Linked DNA regions of Homo sapiens: all the other regions are linked to region 2. Evidence: read pairs that join two places in POLR2A ChIA-PET (ENCODE). Cell type or tissue: CD4-positive, alpha-beta T cell. All regions are shown on one strand. Links, peaks and the distances in the headings refer to the core of each region. The heading gives the core; the rest is flanking DNA. Region 1 has its middle 100 kb from the start of SPP2. Region 2 overlaps LINC01891 (long intergenic non-protein coding RNA 1891). Region 3 has its middle 61 kb from the start of LINC01891.

Region 1 (10,255 bases), core at 712-8,711, 300 kb before region 2:
CTATTTTTGAAAAACCCTACCCTCCAAATTCTGGGGGAGGCTGATTTGAGTAATAATAAAACTCTGGTCTCCCATTTAGCTGGCTCTATGTGAATTAAACTATTTCTGTAGTCCAATTCCCCTGTCTTGATAAATTGGTTCCATCTGGGCAGTGGGGAAGAGAACTTGCTGGGCAGTTACAGTGTGGTCCTGGTGACAGTAGATTAGGTTGATTTTCTGCATGGAGGAGAATGGAATGAGAAAGTGTCTTGGCAGTCTGTGGAAATTCAGAATGGTTAAGCCAATGATAGCAAGGGTTCTACTGCATTTACTAGCAGGAGCTCCATCTTCTCCTGTCAAACCCACTGTTGACTGAAACTCAAAAACATATAGAATCAATAAAACATGTTATAACAATTCTTATTTAACTTTCTTCTTAAGAGGTCTAACTATTGGCTGGGCATGGTGGCTCACGCCTATAATCCCAGATCTTTGGGAGGCTGAGGCAGGTGGATCATGAGGTCAGGAGTTCAAGACCAGCCTGACCAACATGGTGAAACCCTGTCTTTACTAAAAATACAAAAACTAGCTGGGCATGGTGGTGCACACCTGTAATTTCAGCTACTCAGGAGGCTGAGGCAGGAGAATCGCTTGAACCCGGGAGGCAGAGGTTGCAGTGAGCCCAGATCACGCCACTGCACTCTAGCCTGGCCGACAGAGTGAGATTCATCTCAAAAAATAAATAAATAAATAAATAAATAAATAAATAAATAAATAAAGGTCTAACTATTTACCAGGCCATCAATTTTAAAAATTTATACACTGGATTCATTCAGTAAACATAGAATTATTTGCTACTAAACTGCAAAGTGCTGTGCTAGGCCCTGTGCTGAACTTATAAAATGAAACTATCAATGTGTTTTCCATGTCCTGGTCTCTGACAAGAGAGTAGCAGGAACGGGCCAAATGACTAGGGCCCGGAATTTGACTCAGGATAGGGAAGACCACATCCTGTCTCCCATTTCTGCTTCTCATTAACAGGAAGCTGTGTGTGTTCAGAGAGTGCTGCAGACATTAATCATATTCACAGACACCGAGGGAGACTTTCTAACATTCACGAGTGTGTGCTGCCCCAAGGTCAGCAAAGGTCATCCAGAAAGTCAATGTTGAAGGAAGAGTAAGGATCATGCTGCCTGTGGGATGGAGCCACCAGATGGCCCCAAATGTTAGCCTGGGCTCACATGGGGTCATTTATCTTCACCTTTACCAGGGAGAATGAGCAGTGAGTTTCCTCAATGGGTCTCTAAGGGCTGTACTGATTGTTTCATAGAACCACTGGGGGAAGAAAGGAATCATAGGAGAGAATGCACTTATAAAATATCAAGCAGCATAATTGTTATTTATAAAGCTGCTTTTTCATGCTCTGGCATGTCTTTAAAAATTTTCCTAGGCCAAGTACAGTGGCTCACACCTGTAATCCCAGCACTTTGGGAGGCTGAGGAGGGCAGATCACGAGGTCAGGAGTTCAAGACCAGCCTGGCCAGCATGGTGAAACCCCTGTCTCTACTAAAAATACAAAAAAATTAGCTGGGTGTAGTGGTGCATGCCTGTAATCCCAGCTACTTGGGAGGCTGAGGCAGGAGAATTGCTTGAACCCCGGAGACAGAGGTTGCAGTGAGCTGAGATGGCGCCACTGCACCCCAGCCTGGGTGACAGAGTGAGACTCCATCTAAAAAAAAAAAACAAATCCTGCAGGAGCTCGGACTCCGTCCTGCTGGGGGCTGACTGTGACTAGAGGATGCAGTGCCTCACCAGTGAGAATGCTTGTGGAGCTACTGCCATGAATAAACGGGGAACAATTTTCACCCATGCCTGGGGAAGGCATGAGGGAATTGTGCTGCAGGTTCATTTATCAAACAAACTAGGTGAAGCACAGGTCTTAGGGAATGACTGTCAAAGCATTCATGATTCCTTCTTCCAAGTTTAGTTCTGTGGGAACAAGTGGTGTAATCCAGACCCAGGGGCTCCGAGTTGGCATTGACCCCTAAGGACCAAAATGCTGAAGAGAAACTTATTAAGACCAGTAAATAATTGACATGGGCTCCTGGAGACACTCAGTGAAGCATTTCCAAGGCATCTAACCACAAACTGTAAATGTTAATTGGCACCCTTAGATAATAGACTCAGATAAGGAGATCAAAGGCACAGGAAGTCATAACTCCTGACATCGCTTTTCAGACAAGTCAGGTTAGAATCATCTTACTCTTCAAAATGCTTTTCACAGTGTTTCTGCCCTGATGGGCACAGAAAGTTTAATTATAGAGTGATCAGCAAGAGGGTGGAGTCTGCCCTTCATGATCAAGTCTGGACAATCAAGTGTGAGGAATATTTGTTTAGAATAAGGCTGTTTATTCTCTCTCTGGAAGCTGAAGTGCATCTCAGCTGTCAGATTAATCATTAAACTAAGCAATTTTTAGATAAACTTAATCTGAAAATTAGCCCCATGGCTTCCCCAGCACTGAACTCAAGCCCATCTTCCTTGAGTTACGTGATGATGGTGTTTCATAGTTCTATAATTTACTCCCAATGCAGTTCCAGGGTCTTCCTCTTTCTCTCCCTCTAGGTTTCAGAGTAGCCTCTTCAGGAGGTTCTCAGCCATGAAGACTCTACCCCAAGGGAGCTTATTCCACAGCTGACCCCTCACAAGGGCAAGTTCACAGAGGAAAGAGATCTGAATGCGTTTCCTCCCGTCCTTCTGAGGAGGCAGGAGCTGACCTAGCTGTGCTGAGGCCAACTCTGAACCTCACTTGTCCAAGTTTCTGGGATTCCTTCCCAGGTATGTAGCGTTGGGAGGACAAGACATGGGAGGAGAAGAGCTGACTCCTACTCAAGGACATTTAGTAGTGGCATTCTCTTACCTTCTGAGTATCTCCTTTTCTTCAAACAAGCAGTAGACTACGTTAGAGCCTTTACTCAAACTCCCAATACAGTGCAGTCTCATCCAATTCTCCCCACAACTTGAGGAGCTGTTCTCTCTTTGCTGTCCAAGCTGTATGACTTCCCTGGGGTCCCAGGGTGGCATCCTGAGAAGTGAAAACAATATAAAATGAAGGGAAATAAAGAAAAGCCTGCTCCCTGCTGAGTCTGAGCTCCAGCATACTGGGTACAAGTCAGGGACAAGTCTCCTTTCCTTCCTCAACATGCTCATTTGGGGCTTCCATGCTGTTTTGCAGGAGTGGAGAAATTTAAAATGGAAATGGACTAGCTGGCCAAAAACAGAAAAACATTTTCTTACACCTTGAGGCTGATTTCCAAAGCAGATAGGTGGCAGACCTTGTCTGGCTTTGGTCTGGCAGAATGCACTGGTCATGAACTTCACTTGCAGTGGAAAACAGCCTCTTTTCAATGGCTCAGAGGAGCCAGAATCATTTCTGCACAGAGGGCCTTCCAGTGGTTTATTTAGGACAGTATTCTTTTCTGCTACGTCAGTTAGACCTTCTCAGCATCCCCAATATACAGAGTTTATTGTAGTTGAAGGAAAGTCCTACCTCATTAAGAACGCAGGTAAAGCCTTGGGGCTGTTGAAAGAGATTTCAGGCAAAGTCTTTTTGCAATTAGTATATTCTAATAAAAGAAGAAACTGTGTGTCATGGGCTAAGATAGATGAGCATCATCTGTGGGCCAACACATTGCACAGAAACAGATTTATGGGGCTGACAGGATCAACTCCAAGAAGGAAGAAAATTCAGGCCAAAAATAAGGCCAAATACTCCTCTTCTCATTCAGGGCCATGGTACATGCTGTGCTTTGAATACATCCCTCAAATTTCATGTGTTGGGAACTTAATCCATAAATTCATATGTAGATGGTATTTGAAGTTGACACCTTTGGCAAGTAATTAGGATTCGATAAGGGTATCAGGGTGTGATCCACATGGTGGGACTGGTGGCTTTATAAGAAGAGAGAGGCCTGAGCTGGAATGCTCTTGCCCTCTCACCATGCAATGCCCTCAATCATGTTATGACACAGCAGAGAGGGCCTTACCAGATTCTGGAGCCATGCTCTTGGACTTCCCAGCCTCCAAAACTGAGCCAAATGAACTTCTGCTCTTTACATATTGCTTAGTCTATGATATTATTACAGCAACAGAAAATGGACTAAGACAGTACAGAGTGAGAGATTGGCAAATAACCCAACAGTTGTCCTGCAGTTATATCTGTGCATGTCAGTTATGAATGGACTTAGATTCTTATCTCCATGTAACATACAGCTCCACTCTTGGGTTTATGACAGCAGTTATCAGAAGCCCAGGAGGGAAAGGTAGTCCTGAGACCACTGCAGGCAATACTGACATGGAGGGATGAGAAGAGGTGGCACAGTCCTTTGCTACAGCTTTTCAAAGAGCCCAGGTCTACTGCTGGAGATGTGATTATTTCCTAGGGACAAAATGAGTTAAGAACCAGACATGTGCATATAAAAGTTCCCATGTTTCCTTCCTGTGGTTTTCAGACTTCAGGCTGCATAAAAATTAGTGCACAGGATCGTACACACACACACACACACACACACACACACACACTGAGTTTATGGTACTTTGTGGGCTATGTCACAGCTATCATGGATGATGGAGACTTTAACCGTTTTCTGATTTGAGGTCAAGTTCTGCCCAGAGCACGCAGCCTGGGGCTGGATTGACACTGCTTTGCATTGTGCATAGTTGCTCTGGACAGAGGGAATGTTTGGTTCCCTCTATTTGTGGTGAAGAACTTTTCCTGAGCTGAGGTCCGCAGCCCCGTCCTGATCCTCCATTTGGGGAATGTTGACAAGACAAGGCTGATTCTTCCTGCAATTTGTACCCCAGCAGGGTCTCTGCAGTTTCAGGACCTCTTTTTTGGCTTGGAAGATTTAGACATTTCATGTTCTCAACTGCTCCAAAAATTTATAAGGCCTTGGGAAACCTATTTATATTAACTACACTTAGAAGAGATCGAATTACAATCCGAGTTAAAATTTGGTTACTGTTAGAGTTTGTATCGATCAGGATAGGCCTGGCTATGCCACCATGATAGCTCTAACTCAGGGGCTCAAAGCAACAAAGCTTTCGTTCTCATTGATGCAAAGGCCACAGCAGGCTGGGGCAGCTGTCCTCCAAGCAATGGCTTGGTGTTGCACCTCCACATCAACCATGTTGTTATGATTGATGACAGAGGGAGAGAGGGCATGCTGGAGGGTCTCCCGCTGCTACTTACATTCTCCCCTGAAGTAACACAGCCACCTCCACTCACAGCTCATGGGCCAAAACAAAGCATGCAGCCACATCAAATCTCCAGGGAGCAGGGAAAAACAGTGCCTGGAAGGAAAGGGACTGGAAATATTGGCATTAACCTTTCTAACCACTAGCATGTCCATGGCTGTATTCCCTCCAGATGGCAAAGAACCTAAGAAATGGAGTCACCAAGTAGATGTCAGTGAGCATAAGCTGCACGACAGGAGCTGATGAGCGCTTTTAAAACATAATTGTTAATAACAGCTAACGTTCGTTAATAATAGCTAACATTCGTTAATAATAGCTAACGTTTGTTAATAATAGCTAACGTTTGTTAATAATAGCAAATGTTTGTTGAATGCCTACTTTGTAGATTTTGGTATAGGACATACAGTTTTGCCTGTTATGATGAGTTTAACGAGCCTTTGTTCCTCGGTTGAGTCAGTTTGAGACCAGACTATTAGTGGCCATCAGAAACAGGATTTCTTCTACCCATTCATTTTTATGCCTCTCATCTGAATCATGTTACTTTGTGGCAAAAATTTTCTAACAGATTCAATTATGACTTTATTTTTGCATCACATACATGGATATATGTATATATATACACACACACACACACAGATATATATATCTGTGTGTGTGTGTGTGTGTGTGTGTGTATTATGTGTGTCTATATATGTGTCTATATCTACATCTATCTATCTGTCTATATGTATTCATCAATGATCAATTCTTCCATGGTCAATTTCAGTGAAGCCTCTTTTTTTTTTTTTTGGTGAATTTTAGAAGTACACTGGTTTCCTTGATTACATTTGAGAGATATACTAATATTACCTGCAAAACAGTCCTCTTACCTTACCCCTGGATTATAAAAGGGACTTCATGGCAGCTATCCATGAACTGATTACATTTCCACATATTTGAAAAATCTCATTATATTGGTCCATTTTCATGCTGCTGATAGAGACATACCTGAGACTGAGCAATTTACAAAACAAAGAGGTTTAATGGACTTACAGTTTCATGTGGCTTGGGAGGCCTCACAATCATGGTGGAAGGCAAAAGGAATGTCTCACATGGTGACAACAAGAGAAGAGAATGAGAGCCAAGTGAAAGGAGTTTCCTCTTAAAAAACCATCAGATCTTGTGAGACTTATTCACTACCATGAGAACAGTAAGGGGGAACTGCCCCCTGGATTCAATTATCTTCCACTAGTTCTTTCCTACAACACAAGGGGATTATGGGAGCTACAATTCAAGATGAGATTTGGGTGGGGACACAGCCAAACCATATTATTCTGCCCCTAGACCCTCCCAAATCTCATGTCTTCACATAATTATGCCTTCCCAACAGTCCCCCAAAGTCTTAACTCATTTCAGCATTAACTGAAATGTCCACAGTCCAAAGTCTCATCTGAGACAAGGCAAGTCCCTTCTGCCTATTTAGCCTGTAAAATCAAAAGCAAGTTAGTTACTTCCCAGATATAATGGGGGTACAGACATTGGGTAAATACAGCCATTCCAAATGAGAGAAATTGGCCAAAACAAAGGGGCTACAGGCCCCATGCAATTCTGAAATCCAGCGGGGCAGTCAAATCTTCAAATTCCAAAATGATCTCCTTTGACTCCATGTCTCACAAGCAGGTCATGCTGATGCAAGGGGTGGGTTCCCATGGTCTTGGGCAGCTCTGCCCCTGTGGCTTTGTAGGGTACAGCCTCCCTCCTGCCTGCTTTCACAAGCTGGTTTTGAGTGTCAGCAGCTTTTCCAGGCTCATGGTGCAAGCTGTCAGTGGATCTACCATTCTGGGGTCTGGAGGATGGTGGCCCTCTTCTCATAGCTCCACTAGGCAGTGCCCCAGTAGATGTGTGGGGACTCCAACCCCATATTTCCCTTCCACACTGCCCTAGTAGAGGTTCTCCATGAGGGCCCCACCCCTGCAGCAAACTTCTCTCTGGAGATCCAAGCATTTCCATACATCCTCTGAAATCTAGGCGGAGGTTCCCAAACCCTAATTTTTGACTCCTGTGCACTCACAAGCTCCACACCATGTGGAAGTTGCCAAGGCTTGGGGCTTGGACCCTCTGAAGCCATGGCCCAAGCTGTACTTTGGCCCCTTTTAGTCATGGCTGGAGCCGCTGAAACATAGGGCACCAAATCCCTAGACTGCACACAGCAGAGGGACCTGGGCGTGGCTCAGGAAACTATTTTTTCCTCCTAGGCCTCAGGGCCTGTGATGGGAAGGCTGCCACAAAGGTCTCTGGCATGCCCTGGAGACATTTTCCCCATTGTCTTGGTGATTAACAGTTGGCTCCTTGTTATTTATGCAAATTTCTGCAGCTGGCTTGAATTTCTCCTCAGAAAATGGGTGTTTCTTTTCATCACACTGTCAGGCTGCAAATTTTCCAAACTTTTATGCTCTGTTTCTCTTTTAAAACTGAATGCCTTTATCAGCACCCAAGTCACCTCTTGAATGCTTTGCTGCTTAGAAATTTATTCTGTCTGATACCCTAAATCATCTCTCTTGAGTTCAAAGTTCCACAAATCTCTAGGGCAGGGACAAAAGGCTGCCAGTCTCTTTGCTAAAACATAACAAGAGTCACCTTTGTTCCAGTTCCCAACAAGTTCCTCATCTCCCTCTGAAACCACCTCAGCCTGGATTTCATTGTCCATATCATTATTAGCAGTTTGGTCAAAACCATTCAACAAGTCTCTAGGGAGTTCCAAAGTTTCCCACATTTTCCTGTCTTCTTCTGAGCACTCCAAACTGTTCCAACCTCTGCCTGTTACCCAGTTACAAGGTCTCTTCCACATTTTCAGGTATCTTTTCATCAGCAGTACACTCTACTGGTACCAATTTACTGTATTAGTCCGTTTTCATGCTGCTGATAAAGACATACCTGAGACTGGGCAATTTACAGAAGAAAGAGGTTTAATGGATTCACAGTTCCATGTGGCTGGCGAGGCTTCACAATCATGGAAGAAGGCAAAAGACATGTCTCATATGGTGGCAGACAAGAGAAGAGAATGAGAGCCAAGCGAAAGGTTTTTCCCCTTAAAAAAAAAATCAGATCTTGTGAGAATTATTCACTGCCATGAGAACAGTATGGGGGAAACTGTCCCCATGATTCAATTATCTCCCACTGGGTCCCACCCACAACATGTGGGAATTATGGGAGCTACAATTCAAGATGAGATTTAGGTGGGGGCACAGCCAAGCCATATTACTCATTTTCTTTAGTAAGAAAGTAATGATTGTATTATCTCAGGATTTTCAACATCTCAGTTTGGAATCCTCCTCCCTGTAACTACAAGATATAATATTTTCAATTTGTGTATCTGGCTTAATATTGAACATCTCAACAGATGCTCATGAATCTTCATTGATAATTTTATGGCTGAATAAAGAGAATCTCCTCTTCCCTTTTAGTTAGCTTAGATTACCATATATTTATGTAAATTGTATTTAATTAATCTTGTTTTATGCCTAATTGTATTACAATTCATTTTACTCATCCTTGCTTTGATATTTAAACATTTTTAAAGGTGTTTTTGTTTTGTTTAGTATTTTTTTTTTGAGACAGAATCTCATTCTGTCACTCAGGCTGGAGTGCAGTGGCACGATCACTGCTCACTGCAGCCTTAACCTCTGGGCTCAGGCAATGCTCCCACCTCAGCCTCTCAAATAACTAGGACTACAGGCATGTACCTCCACACCCAGCTAACTTTTAAAATCTTTTTGTAGAGACAGGGTCTCCATATGTTGCCCAGGCAGGTAAACATTTTAAAAGATTTGATGTTTGTTGACTCTCCTTAATGGCTTCCTTTTGCCAAACACAAAACAATTAAGGGTAAATTAAAGTGCACATACTCACTGAGAAAATTCAAGCAATTTCAAATGCCTGTCTTTCCTTTGAGCAGGTTTATATCAGATGGAAGCTCCTACAGCCATTGGATGTATACATTGTACAGTGGCCATAGTCTCCACTGGGAATCCTAAGGTTGCTAAAGATGAAACTCCATGGCTGATCTGAGCCTTCACCCTAAGATTTTGGGTTTTCAAACTCAGTAGGTTTTTTTTTTTTTTTTGAAAAATTGTTTATCTTTTTTTCAGAGTGAAGGATTATAATGAAAGAACATCATTTTCTTGCTTCCTCTGGAAGCCTGGGGTGGACTGCTGTGGGGCGAGTGGAGCCCCATCTTCCCAGGAGGATATTCTCCCTTTTTCCAGTGCTGGTTCCTTTGGCCATGGCCAATGATGGTGGCCTTTGCAGCACTCCTTGATGTCACCACCCTCCACCAGAGCCAGGTTATGATGTGGGCTGTGGAGCCCACCTGCTGCCAATTGACGGTGAATCCTCCCAGCTGCCCCACCAATCACAGTTTGGTCAGCAGCTGTTATCCAGTGACTTTGCCATACGGAGCACACAACTGCCAGCAATTGCTTCCCGTGGCAGTCATGGCTGTTCTCTGTGAAGTAGGGTACCTGTTATCTTCAGCACCTTTTGTAGGGTCCTTGAGCTTCAATAATGCATGTCCACATGCCTCTGCATCTCACTTGTCCACCTGTCACTATCACCTCTACGAGTAGCTCAAACGATTCTCTGGTGAGTTTTCTCTCGGGACAGCCACCTTGCCCTGCAGCTTCCTCAAGGATGTTGTCCACACCTCTTTGGAGAGCGAGGGCAATGTCTTCCTCAATTTTATGAGCCCCACAGCAGAGTCCTATATATAGTAGGTGTTCAATAAATGTTTGGTAAAAAATCCAACTCCTAGGATGGACCATATGAAATTGTCAATATACAACTCTTTTTCTGACTCACAAAAATGACAGTTGCATATGGTTCACTTCATATATGATACAATAATTTTTAACTCATTAAAATTGCAATATGTATTATCAGCTCTCAGATTGTTCTTAAAATAGAATATTATTACCTGAAAAGTTTTTACTTGGTTACTGTTGAATCACAGTCATTTCATCCTTTTCCTGAACATGCATTGCAAGC
Region 2 (10,255 bases), core at 1,417-9,416:
TGCAACCTCCCCCTCCCGGGTTCAAGTGATTCTCCTGCCTCAGCCTCCTGAGTAGCTGGGATTACAGGCATGCGCCACCACGCCCGGCTAATTTCTTTGTATCGTTTAGTAGAGAGGGGGTTTCACCATGTTGGCCAGGCTGGTCTTAAACTCCTGACCTGAAGTGATCTGCCCACCTCGACCTCCCAAAGTCCTGGGATTATAGGCGTGAGCCACTGTGCCCGGGCGAATAAATGGTTACATTGTAGCGACAGGTAACCATAGACAGTTTCAGCAAATCAAGGTTGCCCAAATCAGAGCCAAACCGTCACATGGATCTCTGAACTTTACCTTAGAAAAATCTCTCAAATCTATCCCTTTTTCTCCACTGCCACCACCTCTATCCCAATAACCATCATTTCTTTCCTGGACTGATGTCCACCTAGGCTTGCACCGGTTTCCAACCAAGTGTTCATTTCAGATGTAAATATGATCATGACAGTTTCTACTTCACCACTTTCAATACCCTCCGAGACACCTCTTTGCTCTTAGGATACAATTAGAAGAACCTGAAAGGTCTTAATATCTGTTTCCTTCACAAGGATGCCTCCCAGTGAAGACACAGACCCTATTTGCTCACCCTGTTACCTTTAGTATCTGCTCTGTACCAGTGCTCATTCAGTATCAGCTAAATCACCAAATGAGTGAACCTATGAATGAATCCATCAGGTTTCCTGGGCCTGCAGTCTCTGCTGTGATGGAGAAGGCTGCCTAATATACATGTGAACTCATGTATATTGAGTGTACATGTAATAAAAATATCCCTTATCTAAAGCTCCAATTTTGTGTCCACTGATGGCGTCCCCTGTCATGTGTCTATGCTGTTTTTGTTTCCATTGAACTTTCGGTATAAATTTAGCTATTTGTATGGTATCTTCCCCTCTCCCCCTGCCCTCAAATTTGCTATTTACTCCCATAGATTTAAGAGATTATTTGAATTCAAACAAAACGATAAACTCCTACTTTTGTTTCATTCTTTGAAAAACAAATTCTATATTTCACTGGAAAAAAATATATTTATCTTCCAGTTAGCTTTCTAAAGGGAGAGCTGGCAGGAAGTAAAGGAGCTGAAAATTACCAACATTCCATTTTTATTTAATGCATGTTACACAGACATAGTAGTGTTTCAATAGATAGGAACAAATGCTACTATTACATACAAAGGTTAACAGTACAAGGTATGATTACCATAAGTCTGCATAACACCTAGAAGAAATAAAAACTACTTTCTAACTCTGGAGCACCCATTTCAATAATAGCAGCGTTTGTTGGGGCGGCTTGAGCGTATGCCCCTGTGGTTAAGGAGCACGCATGTGTTCTTAAACACCAAATGCATTCACAGTTTTAAGGGAGAGAGAGAATGGAATTTAGCAGAAATATGTATCTAAATAATGCATAGTTACGATTCCACGGTAAAATATACAATCATCAAAACCATTTAAGAATAATAACCTAAATGCTTTTGATAGGAAAGGTTTTGGGCCATGTTTCTTGACGTATTGTATTCAAATTAGCTATGGGAATAACTACACAAGAGCTGTGGTTTTTTCCCCTATGAGGGTCAAAACCTTTTCTTGTCAAAAGTGTACGAGTTACTCTAAACCTCTAGCCATGGCTCTGCCAAGGCAACAACCCATAAGCAGCAAAAGGCGAGGAAGAACAAGCAGATGCCAGTGGCTCCAGGTTCCTGCAAACTTATTCTTGTTGTTGTTTGTCTCCTGTCCAGATGTCATAGCCATTAGTACCTGCAGGTCCCACCATATTGAGACAGTGAGCCTTGTAAGCGTCATCATCAAAAAACACAGCAAATATAGGCTGTAAAAGCAAACTCCATAACTGACAACTATAGTAGGCTGAATAACGACCTCCAGAGATACCAGGTACTAACTCCTGTGTCCCATAAATGTTACCTTATATGGAAAATGGGTCTTTGCAGGTGTGATTAGGTTAAGGATTTTGAGATGGGGAGATTATCCTGAGTTAGCCTGGTACTCCCTAAATGTAATCACAGAGGGCCTTATAAAAGAGTGACAGAAGGAGAGTCAACACATACTGGAGAGGAGAAGGTGACGTGACCACACAGGCAGAGATTGGAGTGATGTTGTCACAAGCCAAGGGATGCAGCAGCCCCCGGGACCTGAAGGAAGCAAGGGATGCATTCTCCCCTAGATCATCAGGAGGGAGCCCTGCCCAACCCACACCTTAATTTTGGCCCAGTGAAACTGATTTTGGATATTTGGCCTCCAGACTGTGAGAGAAGAAAGTTTTGTTGCTTTTTAGCTGCCAAGTTGATGGTGATTTGTTACAGCAGCCACAGGGAGCAAATACAGCAACTGACCAAGGCAAGACTCTTAGGTTGCAAGCAAGGGAAATCATCTTGGGCTAACTTTAGCAGGAAAGCAACTCATGGGACATTGATTGGAGGGTGCAAAGAATCTAGGATGTTCAGAAGGACAGGGCCGGGCATCTGGACAGATGGTCCCACTGGTGCTGCTGTTAGGGAAGCTGCACTAGAATGGTAAGCTCCAACAACATGTTCTTTCCTATCAGAGACACTTTCTGTGTACAGGCACCCTGCAAAGACCTTTCCATCCTCACAAAAGCTTGTAGTGGCAGTTAGTGACAGAGAGAATCTTAGGGCTCTGAGTCTTACTGCATCAGATCTTTTTCCATTGCATCAACATGCCTCCTTTTAGAAGTGCAAGTAAGATCTGCTTCACATTGAGCTTTGAGACACAGAACACAGTAAGTCAAGATTTCACGGAATGTCCTCAAGCCCAGTCCTCTATATTAAGATGACTCAAAACTGGGGAAGAGAACCTTGGGCTTCAGGAGCTTTTCACATTGCTTGACTCCTTCATTCTTGCCACGGTCTTACGCCTTTTTGTAGGCTCAGGGCTTTCTCAAGCATCCTTAAGCATGTTAGGGCAGTGCTTCTCTAGGTGGTTTCACCTGTAATTTAAACATTTACTTGCACGTGCTTTATGTTTTTCCACCTCCTCCTGTTAACAAACATGGATATACTTTATTATAGAAAAAAACTGCTGAATTAAAGACTGATATTGAGAGTTTACATTCTGATATATTGCCTTTTTATTACATCTCATTACGATGAAAACATGCAAGCAAGCTCCCCCAGCTAACATTCCCTGTCCCTGCCCCATGCAAGTCAGCAGCCCGGGGTATGTGAATCACCCCACAGAAGGTTCATGCCACAGCACCACTGCAAACTAAACAAATTCTTTCCACGTTAGACTTAGGGTTAAAAAAAGAAGTTGTGTTCTAAAGGAGAGAGATATGATTTTGAAAGGAGCACTGGAAAGAAAATGAAAAGGAAATGAGACCTCAGTCGACCACGTGCTGAACCAGCCAGCCAGGCTTCCTTCCTCCATTGCTTCTGCTGTGGCGACCTACGAGTGGGGGCTTTCCACAGAAGGCTGCGGGTCCGGGAACGGGGGCAGGACTTACAGACCTCACCAGAGTGTGGCCAAGGACAGAAGTTCTCTATACGGAAGAGAAGGCTTGTCTAGTATGGAGTTCTAAGTTCTGTACTTAAATGTTCCCTGACAGGGGGTGGGGCTGGGGAGGGTGTAAAACAAAAAATTATTCTGATACTTTTATTTTTTATTTTTTATTTTTTCAAGACGGAGTTTTGCCCTTGTTGCCCAGGCTGGAGTGCAATGGCATGATCCTGGCTCACTGCAACCTCCACCTCCCAGGTTCAAGCAATTCTCCTGCCTCCTCAGCCTCCCAAGTAGCTGAGATTACAGGTGCGCACCACCACGCCCGGCTAATTTTTTGTATTTTTAGTAGAGATGGGGTTTCACCATGGCCAGGCTGGTCTTGAACTTCTGACCTCAGGTGATCCGCCCACCTTGGCCTTCCAGAGTGCTGGGATTACAGGCATGAGCCACCGCGCCCGGTCGATACTTTCTAAAATGGTAAGACTTTATTCAGGACAATTGCAATTGGTGTCCACAGTGTCACAACAGGGCAGAGAGATCAGGCTCAACTCCCAATACAAGAACAAGGCACCAGACATGGTGGCTGAAACCTGTAATCCCAGCACTTTGGGAGGCTGAGGCGGGCGGATCACTTGAGGTCAGGAGTTCAAGACCAGCCTGGCCAACATGGCAAAACACCGTCTCTACCAAAAATACAAAATTAGCCAGGGGTGGTGGCAGGTGCTTGTAGTAGTCCCAGCTACTAGGGAGGCTGAGGCAGAAGAATCACTTGAACCTAAGAAGTGGAAGTTGCAGTGAGCCAAGATTGGACCATTGCACTCCAGCCTAGTCACAGAGTGAGACTCCTTACCAAAAAAATTATAAAATTAAAATTAAGAAAAAAAAAGAACAAGGGGATATTTACAGCAGGTTGAGGGGTTTCACCAGATGAAGATGATTTCAGGGTCGGGCTTCTTGCTAAACTGATCCAGGTTTCAACAAGGATTCTTGTTGAAGGTAGGCCAGGGTGATCTGATATCGAGGATCAAGGGTTCTCAATAAACTGACAGCAGGATCCCTGTTGAAACTGAGCTTTGCAGGCCCAGCAAGGACAGGGACCAAGGTTGAGGGCTTGGAGGAGTCTGACTAAAGTTTGGTCAAGGAGAGAGTCTTTGTCAGGGGTTATGTGGGCTCTTCCTTCATGTTCCTTTAAAGAGCATGCCCATCTTCCGGGACTTCCTCTTTCTGTTTAAGTTACCATTTACTGTGGCTTCTCACGCTCTTTACGCAGCTGCAAAGGCAGAGCAAGACACACTGCTGGCCCAGAAGGGCTGATGATCCGGCAGCCTCAAGCTACGGGTCAGGAGTGAGGAAGTGAGGCTGGCCTTGTGGGTGTGGAGTGGCTCTGAAGCTTCCTGTCTCCACCCAGCCCTCTGCCCCTGCACTAAACCAAAGCCCTGCAGAGCAGAGTCTAGTGACGCTCCTGGGAAGGTGACGCTCCTGGCGGCACATGGCCTTGAGAGCTTCCACGTAGTTTGCCCTTGGTCTTGTCTCTGAGACGCCTTCTGGTTGCCTCGGTCTCCTCACACCCCCCAGGATCCAAGTCCAGGCCTACCTGGCTCCCGGGCACTCCCTGTGTGCCTCCCACCTCCTCCTTCCACCGAAGGCAGGCGAGGTCAGCTCTCCCTTCCCTCCTGTCTCTGGAGCCCTCGCTCCATGCCCAGGCCTGTCCCGTGGACGTGTCATGCAGCTGCTTGCTTCATGTTCTTCTAGCTTTCTCCCTGAGCCACAGGCAATGCTTTTCAAAAGCAGTGAAAAGTTTAGCGGAGTTTTTTTTGTTTTTTTTTTGTCAAGGTAATAAAATCTGCAGTGATAAAAATAGCTATTAGAAGTTTAGGAAAATTTCATCTTGGAGTAGAAGAATGAGGATGGACTAGGCTAAATAGTGTCCTAACAAATACCTGTCCACCCAGAACCTCAGAATGTGAACTTATTTGGAAATAGGCTCTTTGTGTATGCCATTCTCATAGATGAAGTCCTCCTGGATTTAGGGTGGGTCCTAAATCCAGTGACTGGTGTCCTTATAAGAAGACCACATGAAGCCGCAGGGAGGCACGGAGAGGATACCATGTGACCACGGAGACAGAGACTGGAGTGCAGCATCTAGGAACCAAAGACAGCCAAGGAATCCTGGCACTGCCAGAAGCCAGGAGAGAGCCGGAACATTCTCCCAGAGCTTTTGGAAGGAACCTAGCCTGCCCACACCTTGATTTTGGACTTCTGGCCTTCAGAACTCCAGGAGAAGAGCTTCTGTTGTTTGAAGACACCCAGTTTGCGGTCATTTGTTAAAGCAGCCCCCGGACACTAAGCCACAGTGTAGCCATATGCTTGGGCTGGGTCCCAGGGCAGCACTGACTCCTCACTTTACCTTGTGTCACAGCAAAGCCCACAGCCAGGGAGAGGGGGTCAAACTGCAGCAGCTCTCACTTCTGAGCATCATAACGAAAGCCAAAGACAGCGCCATTTACCTAAATCGGACAGCCTACAGAATCTTCCAGTCTGAAATAAGAAATGTCAAGCGTTTTAGCCATGGGAATTATAGGGTAGGGGAGATCCTTCCCCTTAACTAGTCAGTGGTTGAAATTTCTTTTGCAGCAGAAAATTTAAGTGGTAGCTTGACTGTTTAATGTTTGCAACATTAGAATGCCCTAGTCTCCACTTACTGATTTAAAGAGCAACAGAAATCCTTACAGGAAGAGCAGTAGGATGGCTGATTCCTGAAAGCGGCTTCCTGACACCCTCGCCCCAGCACCCCTGGGTCCAGTCACCATTCAGATACATCTTTTGATGGGTTGCAAGGAAAAGAACAGTGTCAGGGGACAAGGCCTGTTTACCTACAACTAACTGAAGCCCTTTGATGAGCTCTCCTCCCATCTCCAATCTGCCCCCAACCGCTGGCCGTTCCTAACCCATCTCTTTGCAAATAAAAGTTATCACCATCAGATCTGGGTGTGCCATTCTTCCAGTTGTGTGCACAAGAGGGTGGGAGTTCAGGGGGTTGGAATTCTTCTTTTCAAAAACCTGTTAAGTTTTTCTGAAACAGCAGCCTTCCCGAAGCTTCTGCTTAGTGCCTGTTCATCTATTGAGAGCTGATAATAGGATGTATTTTGCTTTTTTTTCTTTAAATGGATAAAAGGATAATGCTTTTTCTTTTCTTTCTTTTTTTTTTTTTCTTTTCTTGGCCTCCAGTGTCTATGCAAGTTATTTTTCAGTCCATTAAAATGAATCATTGTTTATCATGTTAGTTTTCACATTTCACAAAATGATGAACAATGGACTTTTCTTTGTTAAAAGATGGGGGCTTCTGTCCTCGGGCACTCGTGTTCAGAAGATAAGACTTTCTCCGAGTTCCACACACTTCTTTCTTTTCACACATGCGTTACGTTTATTTTCTGACTGAAGTCTCCAAAACAAACGCTATGGCTGCTGCTGAAATAGATCACATGTTACTACGGTACAAGTGAGACCAATCACAGTGGCTGCTTTTGTTTTTAATTGCGACCACCTCGGATGGGTCCTGAGTGCTGAGCCAAAGCTCTGTTTTCCTTTCTTTCTTTTTTTTTTTTTTTAATCTTTTCAAAATTCCTTTGAGGCAGGTAGGGGTAAACCCTCAACTCACTGTGGAAATTCATGTTGTTGAAGAGGATTAATAGAGAAGGGGTGGGAAAAGGAAAGTCTCAGGGGTGTTTTTGTGCCTCATTAAAAGGTCACAAAGCCCTCTGTGTTCTCTCCCTCCAAGGGTCTAAACCTGAGTGTCTTTTATCCGCTTCATCAAGCTCTGCACGTCCAATCGAGCTGCGAGGGAGCTCCATGGAGCTCCTGAGCACTTGAAATGGGGCTAGTGGGAATTGAGGAGTTCTGTAAGTAGAAATAGGTTTAGTACAAATAAATAAACTGATTAAAAATGTCATCAATAATATTTTAAAATTGATGATAACTTGACATGCAACATATTTGTGTACTTTCTTGTTGATTGATTACTTGACTTGCCCTTCTGGGACCCAGACTGCTAGAAAACATGTCTCCCTAAGTACCGCCAGGAATGCTAATCCCATGACATTCCACAGGAAACAAAAGGCGCTGAGGTCAAACTGAGAAAAACCGCAGCAGAGTTCCACTGGGGATTTGAAAAGACCTGAGCGTAGAAAAGGCTCCCGAGCTCTGCAATAAAGACAGGCATCTAACTTTGTTAATATGTTAATATGGCTTTTCAGAAATCCATGACCACAGGACTCCTGCCCCCTCTGACTTTTTTAATGCTGGCCTACTACCAATTAACCTCTCAAGAAACTGCCATTCAGGATTTGAATAGTAGCAATGGAAAGAGAAAAATGGGGCAAAGCTTTGGACCCACAGTCCAAAGGGAAGGACTCTTTTTAATCCAATGGGTTATAGCAAGAGCATGTTGCGGACTCATATCTGGGAACTGCAACATCATCATTTTTTTTTTTTTTTTTTGAGACAGAGTCTTGCTCTGTGGCCCAGGCTGGAGTGTAGTGGTGCGATCCCGGCTCACTGCAACCTCCGTCTCCTGGTTCAAGCGATTCTCCTGTCTCAGCCTCTCAAGTAGCTGGGATTACGGGCACCTGCCACCATGCCCAGCTAATTATTGTATTTTAGTAGAGGTGGGGTTTCACCATGTTGGCCAGGCTGGTCTTGAACTCCTGACCTCAAGCGATCCATTTGTCTCAGCCTCCCAAAGTGCTGTGATTTCAGGCATGAGCCACCATGCCTGGCCTTGCAATGGTCTTTTTAATCTTACAAACATGTGTCCATGCCTGGAGGACCCAGCTGCAGGGACAGACACTCCAACCCGGTCCAATCTCCTTACCTGCATATTCACTCCTTTTAAAGCAGCTTGAAACCAGTGAAATAAGTGCTTTAGCAATAAAGAGTGAAGAGGAGAGTAGAATTTTGTGTTGCAGATCATTTTGTTGGCTCAACATCTTTCTCCACACACAAGCCGTAGGCTGTGTAAGTGGAGATGAACATCTCATCCATCTGATAATGAATCTTCAGCCGGAAACTTCGCGAGCTGGACCGACAGGGGCTTGAAGGTTGGGTACATTTCCATCTTCAGGGCAGTGGGAGGGAGAGTGGCTGACAATGGAGCTGGGGAGGACAGGTTGAATTTGGTGAGGGCACGCAGGTGCCGGGTGCCATGACTGATTTCTGAGCCCAGGGTGCTCTGCTGCCATTTCCCATATCCCCAGAGAAGACCTGAAGGCAGAGTTCTTGTCTTTTCAGTGCCTGGCTAAGAGAGAGGTGAGTCTTGGGGGAGAAAGTTGGTGCACTGTGGGTGAAGGAATGGAAACTAACTCTGTTTGAATTCCTTTTTCATAGTCTGATGTTTGCTTGGGTTTTGAGAACAAAAACCAAAAAGATACAACCCACACCCCCCTGCCCAAAACTTGTTTTTATATGTGGTAAGTTTAATTCTTGAAAGAGAGAGAATAAAAAGTACATTTTATAGGATTTATTTTTACCTTTCTAATGCATATGTACACGTATATTTAAGAAAAAAAATTCTAGTTGACTTTTTACTTGCCCAAGATCTGAATAGGATTGAAAGATGAAAGACCACCATGATCCTCTTTGACAAACATGTACACATGTGAGCTCACTGTTCCTGCACGTCTGATTTATTATGCTAATTGGCTTTGGGCAGCCTCTCACAAACATGTCTATAGGAGGTCCCTAGTGTAATTCTCAGTCTCTTAATTACATAGACTCGTCTTTGGAGTCTGAATAAAATAGGTGAATGGATTTTCTTCCTGTAAACACTGCACTCAGGCACCTGCTGTTGGCTGCATGATGTCTTAAAGCTTCACTACGCCACCCAAGAGGCTGACTAGTTTACTTTGATGGCGCCATCATCTGCAACCCCATGTTCATGCCTTCACATTATCTAAGACTTGGGCACCTAATGGCCTTCGGATTTCTAGCTTTTCTTTCCTCAGAAAGGTTCTCCACATGGCCTTTCTTAGGGATGGCCCAGCAGCACCCAGTCTCACAGGGCTGCCTCGGCCTCCAGGTCCTAGCTTTTTGCATCTGCATGCCATTTCAGCCACCATTGTTCATGGCCAAACTGTGGAACTCATAATGGATTGAATGGCACTAGCGCCAATGTTCTGCTCATTCTTTACAGATAACACCAACCACAGAGGAAGCAGAATCTAATTAGCTCTTACATGGTGCAGTCAACAGCAAGAGGGCAGAGCTCTGGTGGTCCCTATATTGGGTTTCCCTGTTAAGGGCTTGCAGGGAAGGCCAGTTGAAATTCTTGAATCACTTCATGCTATTGTCTTGATATTTGCTGTGACCTGCTAATGGCCTGTAGAGCAGGGTCCCTGTCTTGTTCTGGTTTTCCTTGAGCATAATTGGCTTCCTTGCATGGATTTGGGTGTCCTTGGTTTCTAGAACATTTCTGGGACCTGATAAAAATCCTGGAAGAAAGGTCTTTGGCTGCCGCCTCCTCCTGGGCTCTGTTGTTCTTCAGGTAAACACAACTGGGAGGAGAGTGAAGGTGGGGATTGAGAACCAAACAGCCTGTTAAGTGATGTTGAGTTTTGTGCTATGCTTTTCAGCTTCCAGGGGACCCAAGTGTTCATTCCAAAGGGATCGCTTGAAAAATATAATCTCAGGATTTACAAATCAAACCCAAAATACAAGGATAAGCAGGCCCTGAGAAAGCTAGCTCCTCAAATCCTAAC
Region 3 (10,255 bases), core at 1,602-9,601, 53 kb before region 2:
ACCCCAGTATAAGCAGCTGTGCCAGAGGAGAAAGGGGGCGAGAGGGGCCATGTCATCCACAGGGAGCTACCCCTTCATCTGAGCTGCTGTTTTATGCAGGAGGCACCGCATGCTGGTCGCACCCCTACAGTTCCCCAGATGCTGCTAAGGGATTTTGTTGGCCACCATTGGTCATTGGCCTCACTGGGGACAGACGCCAGTCATTTAACATCAAGTGTGTAGCTTCCCTTATTCCAAACCAGTCTGGCCCTTATGATAGATGCAAATGCTTCCCTGTGAGGAAGGTGGGATGCATACCTGGGGACAGACCCTTCCAGATCAGGTAATTCATCTTACGCAACAAGATCAAGGCGAAGGTTGCCCCTGATACCCTCCCTAGGCTGCCCACTAAACTGATTATGAAGCCAAAACAAACCAGATAAAAAACTCAAACTGCACACAGCCTGAAAACTAGCAATAATGATGAAACAGTTGGTAGAATTTGAAAGATGGTGTATTAGTTTTCACTTGCTATACCAGGTATAAAAAATAAACTAAGCTAAACCCTTCGATCATATGTTCACAGCCAATTAAAGGCTAAAATGTAGACAAGCCCAAGTTATGCAAATGCCAGAGAAAATATCAGAGGAAGAATCTGCTGTCTGGAAGGGAAGCAACGGAATTACGCAATGAAATCACTCAGAAAAAAAATAAGTCATAATTCTTTTGGATTTAAAAAATGGAGCATGGTGCTGGTGCCAAAACAGATATATAGACCAACGGAACAGAACAGAGACCTCAGAAATATCACTACGCTTCTACAACCATCTGATATTTGACAAACCTGACAAAACAAGCAACGGGGAAAGGATTCCCTATTTAATAAATGGTGCTGGGAAAACTGGCTAGCCATCTGCAGAAAACAGAAACCGGACCCCTTCCTTACACCTTCTACAAAAATTAACTCAAGTTGGATTAAAGGCTTAAATGTAAAACCTAAAACCATAAAAACCCTAGAAGAAAACCTAGGCTAGAAGAAAACCTAGGCTAGAAGAAAACCTAGGCTAGAAGAAAACCTAGGCTAGAAGAAAACTTAGGCTAGAAGAAAACCTAGGCTAGAAGAAAACTTAGGCTAGAAGAAAACCTAGGCTAGAAGAAAACCTAGGCTAGAAGAAAACCTAGGCTAGAAGAAAACTTAGGCTAGAAGAAAACCTAGGCTAGAAGAAAACTTAGGCTAGAAGAAAACCTAGGCTAGAAGAAAACTTAGGCTAGAAGAAAACCTAGGCTAGAAGAAAACTTAGGCAGTACCATTAAGGACATAGACATGGGCAAAGACTTCACGACTAAAACACCAAAAACAATTGCAACAGAAGCCGAGATTGACAAATGGGATCTAATTAAACTGCACAGCAAAAGAAACTATCATCAGAGTGAACAGGCAACCTACAGAGTGGGAGAAAATTTTGCAATCTGTCCATCTGACAAATGTCTAATATCCAGAATCTAGAAGTATCTTAAACAAATTTACAAGAAAAAAACAACCCAATCCAAAAGTGGCTGAAGGATATGTATAGACACTTCTCAAAAGAAGACATTGATGCGGCCAACAAACATATGAAAAAAAGCTCATCATCACTGCTCATTAGAGAAATGCAAATCAAAACCACAATGAGTTAGCATCTCACGCCAGTTAGAATGGCAATCATTAAGAAGTCTGGAAACAACAGATGCTGGCGAGGATGTGGAGAAATAGGAATGCTTTTACACTGTTGTGTAAATTAGTCCAACCATTGTGGAAGACAGTGTGGCAATTCCTCAAGGATCTAGAACCAAAATACCATTTGACCCAGCAATCCCATTACCCAAAGGATTGTAAATCATTCTACTATAAAGACACATGCACACATCTGTTTATTGCAGCACTATTTACAATAGCAAAGACTTGGAACCAAGCCAAATGCCCATCAATGATAGACTGGATAAATAAAATGTGGCACATATACACCATGGAATACTATGCAGCCACACAAAAGAATGAGTTCATGTCCTTTGCAGGGACATGGATGAAGGTGGGAGCCATCATTCTTAGCAAACTAACACAGGAACAGAAAACCAAATACCGCATGTTCTCGACTCTAAGTGGGAGTTGAACAACGAGAACACATGAACACAGGGAAGTGAACGTCACACACCGGGGCCTGTCAGGGGTTGCGGGGCAAGGGGAGGGAGAGCATTAGGACAAATACCTAATGCATGCAGGGCTTAAAATCTAGATGACTGGTTGATAGGTGCAGCAAACCACCATGGCACATGTATACCTATGTAACAAACCTGAACGTTCTGCGCGTGTATCCCGAACTTAAAGTAAAAAAAATTAATAAATAAAAATAAGTAAAATAAAATAAAATGAAAAAAATGGGACAAAAGGCAAAAAAAAGATAAGAAGCCAAAACCAAAGATCAAAACTCTTGGAAAAATGCTTACCACAAATAAATGGGGATAAAAGATTAATATTATTCATCTACACCAAGTACTTATAGAAAAACATGTTAATTATAGGCTTGTTAAATATTACAACAATGTAAAACAATTAAAATATCCAATGACAAGAAAATTAAATTTTTCTACGTGTATAAGATGACATGCTGGAGTATAAAGGCTTATGAGGAACATTTAACGACATGTTAAAATTCCCATAATATAATGGTACTACGGTTTGAATGTGTCTCGAAGTTCATGTGTTGGAAACTTAATCCCCAGTGTAATAGTGTTGAGAAGTGTGAGGCCTTTAGGAGGTGTTTAGGTCATGAGGGCTCTGCTTTTATGAATGGATTAAGGTCTTTATTGTGAGAGTGGGTTTGCTATGAAAGTGGGCTTGGCCCTTTCTTGCCCTTCTGCCTGCTGCCATGGGATGATACAGCAAGCAGGCCCTCAGCAAAGGTAGCCACCTTGACCTTGAACTTCTCAGCTCCAGAACTGTAAGAAATAAACCTCTGTTCTTTATAAGTTACCTGATCTTAGGTGTTCTATCCTAGCAGTGCAAAGCAGACTAAGACCAATGGCAACTAGAAAAGGAAGGAGGAATTTATGTACAACACACTCAACTGTGTGTGCATGTATGCCTGTGTGTGTATGTATGTGTGTTTTGTTCATGAGTGTTTGTGTATGTGGTATGTTTGCATGTATGTGGGTGGGTGTGCATGTGTGTACATGTGTATGCACCCGTGTGTGCATGTGAGTGTGTGTGTATGTGTACCTCAGAAAAGCAAAACAAAAAACATCATGAAGAAAATTATTATACCAGAATAATAACAGTGGTTAAGTCTGCGTGATGAGATTATGGAGTGATTTAGTAACTTTATTTTTTACACCTTTTACATTTTCTGCAGTGACAATGTACTAGTGTTATAATCAGAGGGGAAAACTTCATGAAAAGATGTTGATACTGGAAGATAAAAAATATTACAACTCTCAGAGACACGTGGGCAAATAATGCACAAAGAGATAGAGAAAGAACTATTGAAAATCTTCCCCAAACCAAAGAAAAGTAAATCAATACAACTTGGCATGCACGTTTTCTTCCATTGTGTTAGTAAATGTATTCATAAAAGGGGTCTCTAATGCTGCTGTGACTGTATCAAAAGTCACTTTCATTACCTGTCGTGGGCAGAACAGAATCTTTGAAAAATAATTTGGCAATATGCGTCAGGAACCTTAAACACCTTCATGACCTTTCACTTGTGGGAAGCTACCTAAAGAAATAATCTGAGAATCAAATACTGATGTATGCACCAAAATGCAAATCACATCATTATAGAGCAAAAACTTAGGAGTCATACAAATGCCCAGTAACTTTCAAAATAGTTAAATGTTTGTAAAAAAAAACTAAAGTATATTCACCTCCTGAGTATTCTGCAGCCAGTAAAGTTAGGTTGAAGGTCAGTGTTAGTGGCATGGGATATTTATGGATTCGGTTGCATTGTATGAATTTCTTTTTTTTTTCTTTTTTATCCTTTTGTTCTTAAGTAGTGTATCAGCTGGAACCCAGCCTCCCACATAGCTTTGGAAGCCTGCTTTGGGTCTAGGTTATTCTCTTCCTCATTCTCACTTGCGTTGCCCTCCCACAATATTTTGCTTCTGAAGAGTGTCTAGAAAACTGGTAGTGGTTGCACACACACAGAAATCCCAGACTTCTAATTCGGATTGAAAGAAGGAGCTTCAGTGTTTGCTGTGTGTGTTAGTTTCCTATGGATGAGCTGACAAATTACCACAAATCTGATGGCTTAAAATCACACACAGCAGGAAGTGATGGCTCACACCCAGCACTTTGGGATGCTGAGTCAGGAGGATCACTTGGGGCCAGGAGTTCAAGATCAAGCCTGGCAATATAGTGAGACCCTCATCTCTGTAAAAAATACAGGCCAGGCACAGTGACTCGTGCCTGCAATCCCAGCACTTTGTGGGGTTGAGATGGGTGGATCACCTGAGGTCAGGAGTTCGAGACCAACCTGGCCAACATGGTGAAACTCCATCTCTACTAAAAATACAAAAATCAGCCAGGCTTGGTGGCATGTGCCTGTAATCCCACCTACTCATGAGGCTGAGGCGGGAGAATTGCTTGAGCCCTGGAGGTGGAGGTTGCAGTGACCCGAGGTCGCACCAGTGCACTCCAGTCTGGGCAACAGAGCGAGAATCGGTTTCAAAAAAAAAAACAAACAAAAATTAATAGACCTGCTGGTGCACACTTGTAAACCCAGCTGCTCAGGAGACTGAGGCAGAAGGATTACTTAAGCTCAGGAAGTCAGGGCTGCAGTGAGCTATGATCACAGCACTGCACTCCAGCCTGGGAGACAGCACAAGACCCTGTCTCAAATTAATAAATAATATAACAAAATAATTTTAAAAGTTAAAAATTTTTAAAAATACACTTATTCTTCTGTAGTTCTGGAAGAGGTCAGAATCTAAAATCAGTTTCATTAGGCCAAGACCAAGGTGTCAGCGAGGCTGCACTCCCTCTGGAGGCTTTAGGGGAGAATAATTTTCTTGTCTTCTCCAGGTTCTAGAGCTGTGCCCCTCACATTCCTTGGCTCACAGCCCCTTCTTCCAGCTTCAAAGCCAGCAGGGTAACATCTTGCTTCAGCATCCTATTTCCCACTTCTTCTGTGTCAAATTTCCCTCTTCCTCCCTCTTACAAGGTCACGTGTGAATACATTTAGGACCTACCCAGATAATCTTCCCATCAAAAATTCCTGAACTTAATTAGTCACATCTGCAAAGTCTCTTTTGTCACGTAAGGTAACATTCAGAGGTTCTAGGAATAGGACATAGATATCTCTGGGGGCCATTATTCAGTCTACCCCAATGTGGCACATACAAGGGAACCTGCAGCATTTACCTTCTGCTCATGATCTGCAAAGCCTGCTCAGGAAATGTGCCACACCCCTGTGTTCCTGCTGGTATATTATGAATCTAGATAACCCCCTGTTTCAGTCTGTTTTATGATGCTGTATCAGAATAGCCGAGACTGGGTAATTTATAATGAATAGAACTTTACTGGCTCATAGTTCTGGAGGCTGGAAAGTCCAAGATCGAGGTGCCAGCATCTGGCAAGGGCCTTCTTTCTGCAACATCCCATGGTGAAAGGGCAACAGAGAGAGAAGAATTGCATGAATTTCTGTTTTGTCAGTTAAGATGGTCAAATATTGGCAAATTCATATGTTTCATCTTTATACGGTGCAGGTCTCAACAGTTTGTAATATGCATGGAAGGAAATGCATTTGAATATTGACAGTGGTCACTCCTGAGTTGTCTCTGAGTGTTAACATGATAGATGACTTTAATCTTCCTATCTGTGGTTTTTCAGTCTAATCTAACGTTTATAATAAACCGTATGATTTAGTAATCAGAGGAAGAAAAACAAGACCAATGCCTGCCCTCCTCCCAAAAATCTGCTCTTAAAACGAAGAACTGCTTTTTCCTGCCTTTCCCTGAGAATTTTTCAGATATGCAGAAAAGTAGAGAGACTAGTATACTCATCACCTGTAAGTCTTGGTTTAACAATTGTTGACATTTTGCCACTTTTAAAAATCTTTCGTTTCAGCTGAAGTATTTTAAAGTCAGGCATCATGATACTTTACACCTAAATACTTTAGCATGCCTCTTGCAAAGATGCAGACATTTTCTTACATTTCCATGATCTTACCTAACAAAATTATCACTAAAGTTTGTAGATTTAAAATCTTGAAAAATTATCTTCTTGCACTTCTGTAATTTCTAGTATGTTTAACCATCACAACATGATATCACTGCAGTTCCTTTTTTGCTTTCCCTTAATTTTGGAGGTAAAAATTTAAAGTGAAATGGAAGATGGGAGGGAGTTTATTTCTGGCATTGCTCAGTGTGAGCCAACTCTAAAATTCTATCTTAACAGTATGCAGTTCACAAGACACTGAATATGAAGGTCACATTTCTAATGTCACACCATGCAGGAACCCAGGCATCCTGCTGCTTCGTGCCTCAACATCTGCATATAAATATGTTCATTTCAAATTTTGTGGTCTTAAGGACAGAGTGGGGAGCATGAGTACAGGTAGCGGTGGCTTAGCACACAACGAGTGGTAGAGACATGATTTTGTATCCTGTGTTACATCTTGCCAGTGAGGCACAGTTTCTTTCACGGAATAAATACATCCAGTGTTTATTACAAGTAGAAGTAACTTAGAAAGACCCTTGTCTTCTCACACAGCTTAACTATGGCCCAGGAGGCATGATAGGGCTTGCGTTGGGTCAGGGTCTCCTATGTCATCCATTGATTTTTTGGGGTGGAAGAAATGCTCTTTTTTTTTTTTTTTTTGAGACAGAGTCTTGCTCTGTTGCCCAGGCTGGAGTACAATGGTGCGATCTCAGCTCACTACAACCTCCGTCTCCCAGGTTCAAGTGATTCTCATGCCTCAGCCTCCCAAGTAAGTGGGACCACAGCTGTGCACCACCATGCCTGGCTAATTTTTTTTTTTTTTTTTTAGTAGAGACCTGGGTTTCACCCTGTTGGTCAGCTGGTCTCGAACTCCTGACCTCATGTGATCCATCTGCCTCAGCCTCCCAAAGTGCTGGGATTATAGGTGTGAGCCCCCGAGCCCAGCCTTTGGGGTAGAGGGAATGCTCTTTGTGCTAACTTCTTTCTCCTTCAGTGGCCCTTCCAACATTCTATCCAGAGGCTTCTCCTTTCCAGTTAGGGAACCATCTGTCAGTGAAAGATATTTCGCTACCACAAGCTGGGAACCGCTCCCCACTTCTTCATGGAAGCTCTCCAGAAGGACTCTTGAGGAATGAAGAACTGGAACCTGGAGATGGAAGGACTGTGCCTGGTGTTCCCAGGAGCAGCCGATAACATTGCAGATTGTGCAAGTTTGGCCCCTTCGGCCCTCCAGCAGGTTGGCATCCATTGTCTGGTTCATTAGAAGTTGATGCTGGCTTTCCCATTGATGGAGCAGTCCCTACAGGGTAGTCACTCCCTCCTTGGCACGCTGATCTCTGGGGTTGAGGTGGAGGCGCTTCCTCCACTGGATCCAGTAAGTTTTGCACGTGTTTGGGATTTGGGGAAAGACAAGCCTGGTTTGGAGGATGAGGAGGCAGCTCCCTTGGTCCCAGGAGAAAGGAAGCAGCTTTTCTGACAATGCTGGGGGAAGAGGGTCACCTACCACCTCTTGCAGCATGAGCAAAGGGATCTAATCAGGCGGGAGGAGGTTTAGGAAGTAGCTGGACTCAATGAGAGACAGGTGGTAGTGTTTGGGATTCTGAGCTGGCCCCCAGCCAGGGTAAGTGGAGCAGCTGTGCTGTGAGAGATGGGCTGACGTGCACCACAGGGTGCCAGGCCTGTGCAAACCGCCTGTGTGTGCAGAGAGCCTGATTACCTTCAGGGCCTCAAAAGGGCAGAGACACAATTCTGGGCATAAGAACCCATCTGAAATGCCAGGGCAGGAGAAGGTTGCAGCCTGGTGGGCTGGCTGTCACCCAGCCTCACGCCAAGCACAGAGGGTCAGATCATGGCCTCCAGACCTGACATGTGAACTGACAGCTGGAGGAGGCGGACCCCTCTGTAGTCCCTGTCCTGCTGCTGGTGAGAAGGGCTAATGCGTTGGGCTGAGCCTGCCATTTCCAGAACATCTTAATGACCACAGCTGTGCAGCCAGGGATCGCTTTACCACACCAGGTGCTGGAAACACCCAAGACTGGTGCTTCTCAGTGTGATCTCCCTACACCCTGACAGCTCTGTCCTCTGCAGTAAGTGAGACCTTGACTCTATCAGAATAGGGACAGAATTAAACGCATAGTTTCTGGAGCCAAACTGCCTGAGTTTAAGGCCAAACTCCACTCCATACTGGCTGCATGTAAACTGTAGAAAGCTACTGTGTTCGTGATATGTGGCTGCAGAAGAAAATACCTCCTTAGTAAAACATTCAAATAAAACAGAAGAGTTGTTCAGAAGTAACTGGAAACACTGTGGAATGCTACCTCACACATGCTCATCATTTTAGCATAATTTGCTAAAATGGTTTTTAACTCCGAAATATTTACCTCGAAACACACATACACACATAACTAATGGAACATGTTATGGTGCATTGTTAACACATGCTTTCCCCACGCTCAGAATGCCACCAACACGAGCCAGCACCGTGGGCTGCTTGCACACCCTGCCACAGAGCTCCAGCTCACTGCACGGCAGAACCCCTTGGCGACAAGCTCTCAGCTCATTACATTTGTGGTGATTTGTTCCACCAGCAAATGGGAAAGTCATGTCCTCTCTGATGGCCAGGATCAGCACACTAGGTTGGAGCTGGGATGGGTACATGGACCTTCAGTATTTCATTTCCTTCATTATAACTTACTGGGCAATACAAATTTATTTTCTATTATCTAAGATATAGTTTAGTTAACTAATCCGCTCTCAGGCTGGTCTACTAGCACTTCCATTCCTAGGCATATATAGAAAAGTATCCTAAGGGAGTGTAAGGAAAATATACAAATATATAAATATATAAGGTAAATATGCAGAAATCTGTCCTAAAACTCTCTCCATCAGCACTTGCTTTTTGTTTTTTCTTTTTCAGAGATGGGGTCTCACTCTGTCGCCCAGGCTTGAGTGCGGTGGTGCGATCACAGCTCACTGCACTCTTGAACTCCTGGGCTTAAGTGATCCTCCTGCCTCAGCCTCCCAAGTAACTGGAACTACAGGCACACGCCACTATGCCAGGCTAATTTTTTTACAGACGAGGTCTTGTGATGTGGCCCAGGCTGGTCTCAAACTCACAGGTGTGAGCCACCGCACTGGGCTTGGTACTCACTTTTTGAAAAACATTGCTGTGGAGAGCAGCATTTACTCAAAAGAGGGTTTAAGCAGCATAGCACCATGAAGGAGAACATTTCAAGGCAGGAACCTTCCCAGAATCCCCAAAATAATCCCCACTGGCTGACCCCTTGCTCAAGGAAAACCTGCAGTGAGCTTTACAGGATGGATGCTCAATCTCTTAGGTGGGAGCAGAGAGCGGCAGGGCACGAAGCTCTGGTTGCCCCTGAATCGGATGAACTTTGTGAGTGGATGCAGGGTCAGAGAGGGAATGGTGAGGGCTTCGCCATCTCCAAGGGTCTGTGCTCTCCGTTACTCTCAGGGGATCTGACCATCCTGAGAGCTCCAAGGTGGCAGAGGCCCATCTTCCCCATCTCAGTCCACTGTGGGATGCAGCGTCAAGCTCACGGTCGGCAGCAGGAGATGTTGGATGACTTATATTTATTTGGCAAGCGGGGGCCCCAGGAGTTGGGAGCAGCACAGGCCTTCCCTGAGTCTTGCTATGTAAGCATACCCATCCACTGTTGATGTCTTAAAAACTCAGAGGATTTGCTAATGTTCCCTAAGAATCTGCGTGTTATTGGATATGGGTATTTCCCAATTCAGTTAGAGCAAACTCAGTGTTTTTCTAAATAAATGACAAAAGCTGCAATGCTATTTCTTGTTGTTGTTGTTGTTGAGACGGAGCCTCACTCTGTCACCAGGCTGGAGTGCAGTGGCGTGATCTCGGCTCACTTCAACCTCCGCCTCCTGGGTTCAAGTGATTCTCCTCTCTCAGCCTCCTGAGTAGCTGTGACTACAGGCGTGCACTACCATGCCCGGCCAATTTTTGTATTTTTAGTAGAGATGGGGTGGGGTTTCACCATGTTGGCCAGGATGGTCTCGATCTCTTGACCTCGTGATCCGCCCGCCTCGGCCTCCCAAAGTGCT

The links. Peaks named below come from ENCODE experiments on the same cell type or tissue, not always from the same donor. Only the 100,000 strongest peaks of a DNase experiment are listed, where the experiment ranks them.
Region 1: POLR2A ChIA-PET joins it to region 2 with 6 read pairs; 2 of 35 experiments call an interaction of 5 or more read pairs at or near these places.
Region 3: POLR2A ChIA-PET joins it to region 2 with 5 read pairs; 8 of 35 experiments call an interaction of 5 or more read pairs at or near these places.

Annotation. Positions count from the first base shown.
Region 1 is chr2:234,145,547-234,155,801 of GRCh38, forward strand. No RefSeq gene overlaps it. Among named protein-coding and RNA genes, the nearest start is that of SPP2, 100 kb to the left of the region's middle. In CD4-positive, alpha-beta T cell, for the core only: no CTCF peak of the experiment used is centred there; a DNase peak (open chromatin) is centred at 2,165.
Region 2 is chr2:234,441,745-234,451,999 of GRCh38, forward strand. It overlaps LINC01891 (long intergenic non-protein coding RNA 1891), which reads right to left. Exons shown (of 3, transcript NR_146988.1): 2 at 8,374-8,654; 3 at 2,846-2,991. Among named protein-coding and RNA genes, the nearest start is that of LINC01891, 7.7 kb to the right of the region's middle. RefSeq lists an enhancer at 4,633-4,682. In CD4-positive, alpha-beta T cell, for the core only: no CTCF peak of the experiment used is centred there; DNase peaks (open chromatin) are centred at 3,467, 4,877 and 9,257; H3K4me3 peaks cover 695 bases; H3K27ac peaks cover 5,291 bases.
Region 3 is chr2:234,388,154-234,398,408 of GRCh38, forward strand. No RefSeq gene overlaps it. Among named protein-coding and RNA genes, the nearest start is that of LINC01891, 61 kb to the right of the region's middle. In CD4-positive, alpha-beta T cell, for the core only: a CTCF peak has its summit at 4,998; a DNase peak (open chromatin) is centred at 5,418; H3K4me3 peaks cover 302 bases; H3K27ac peaks cover 2,644 bases.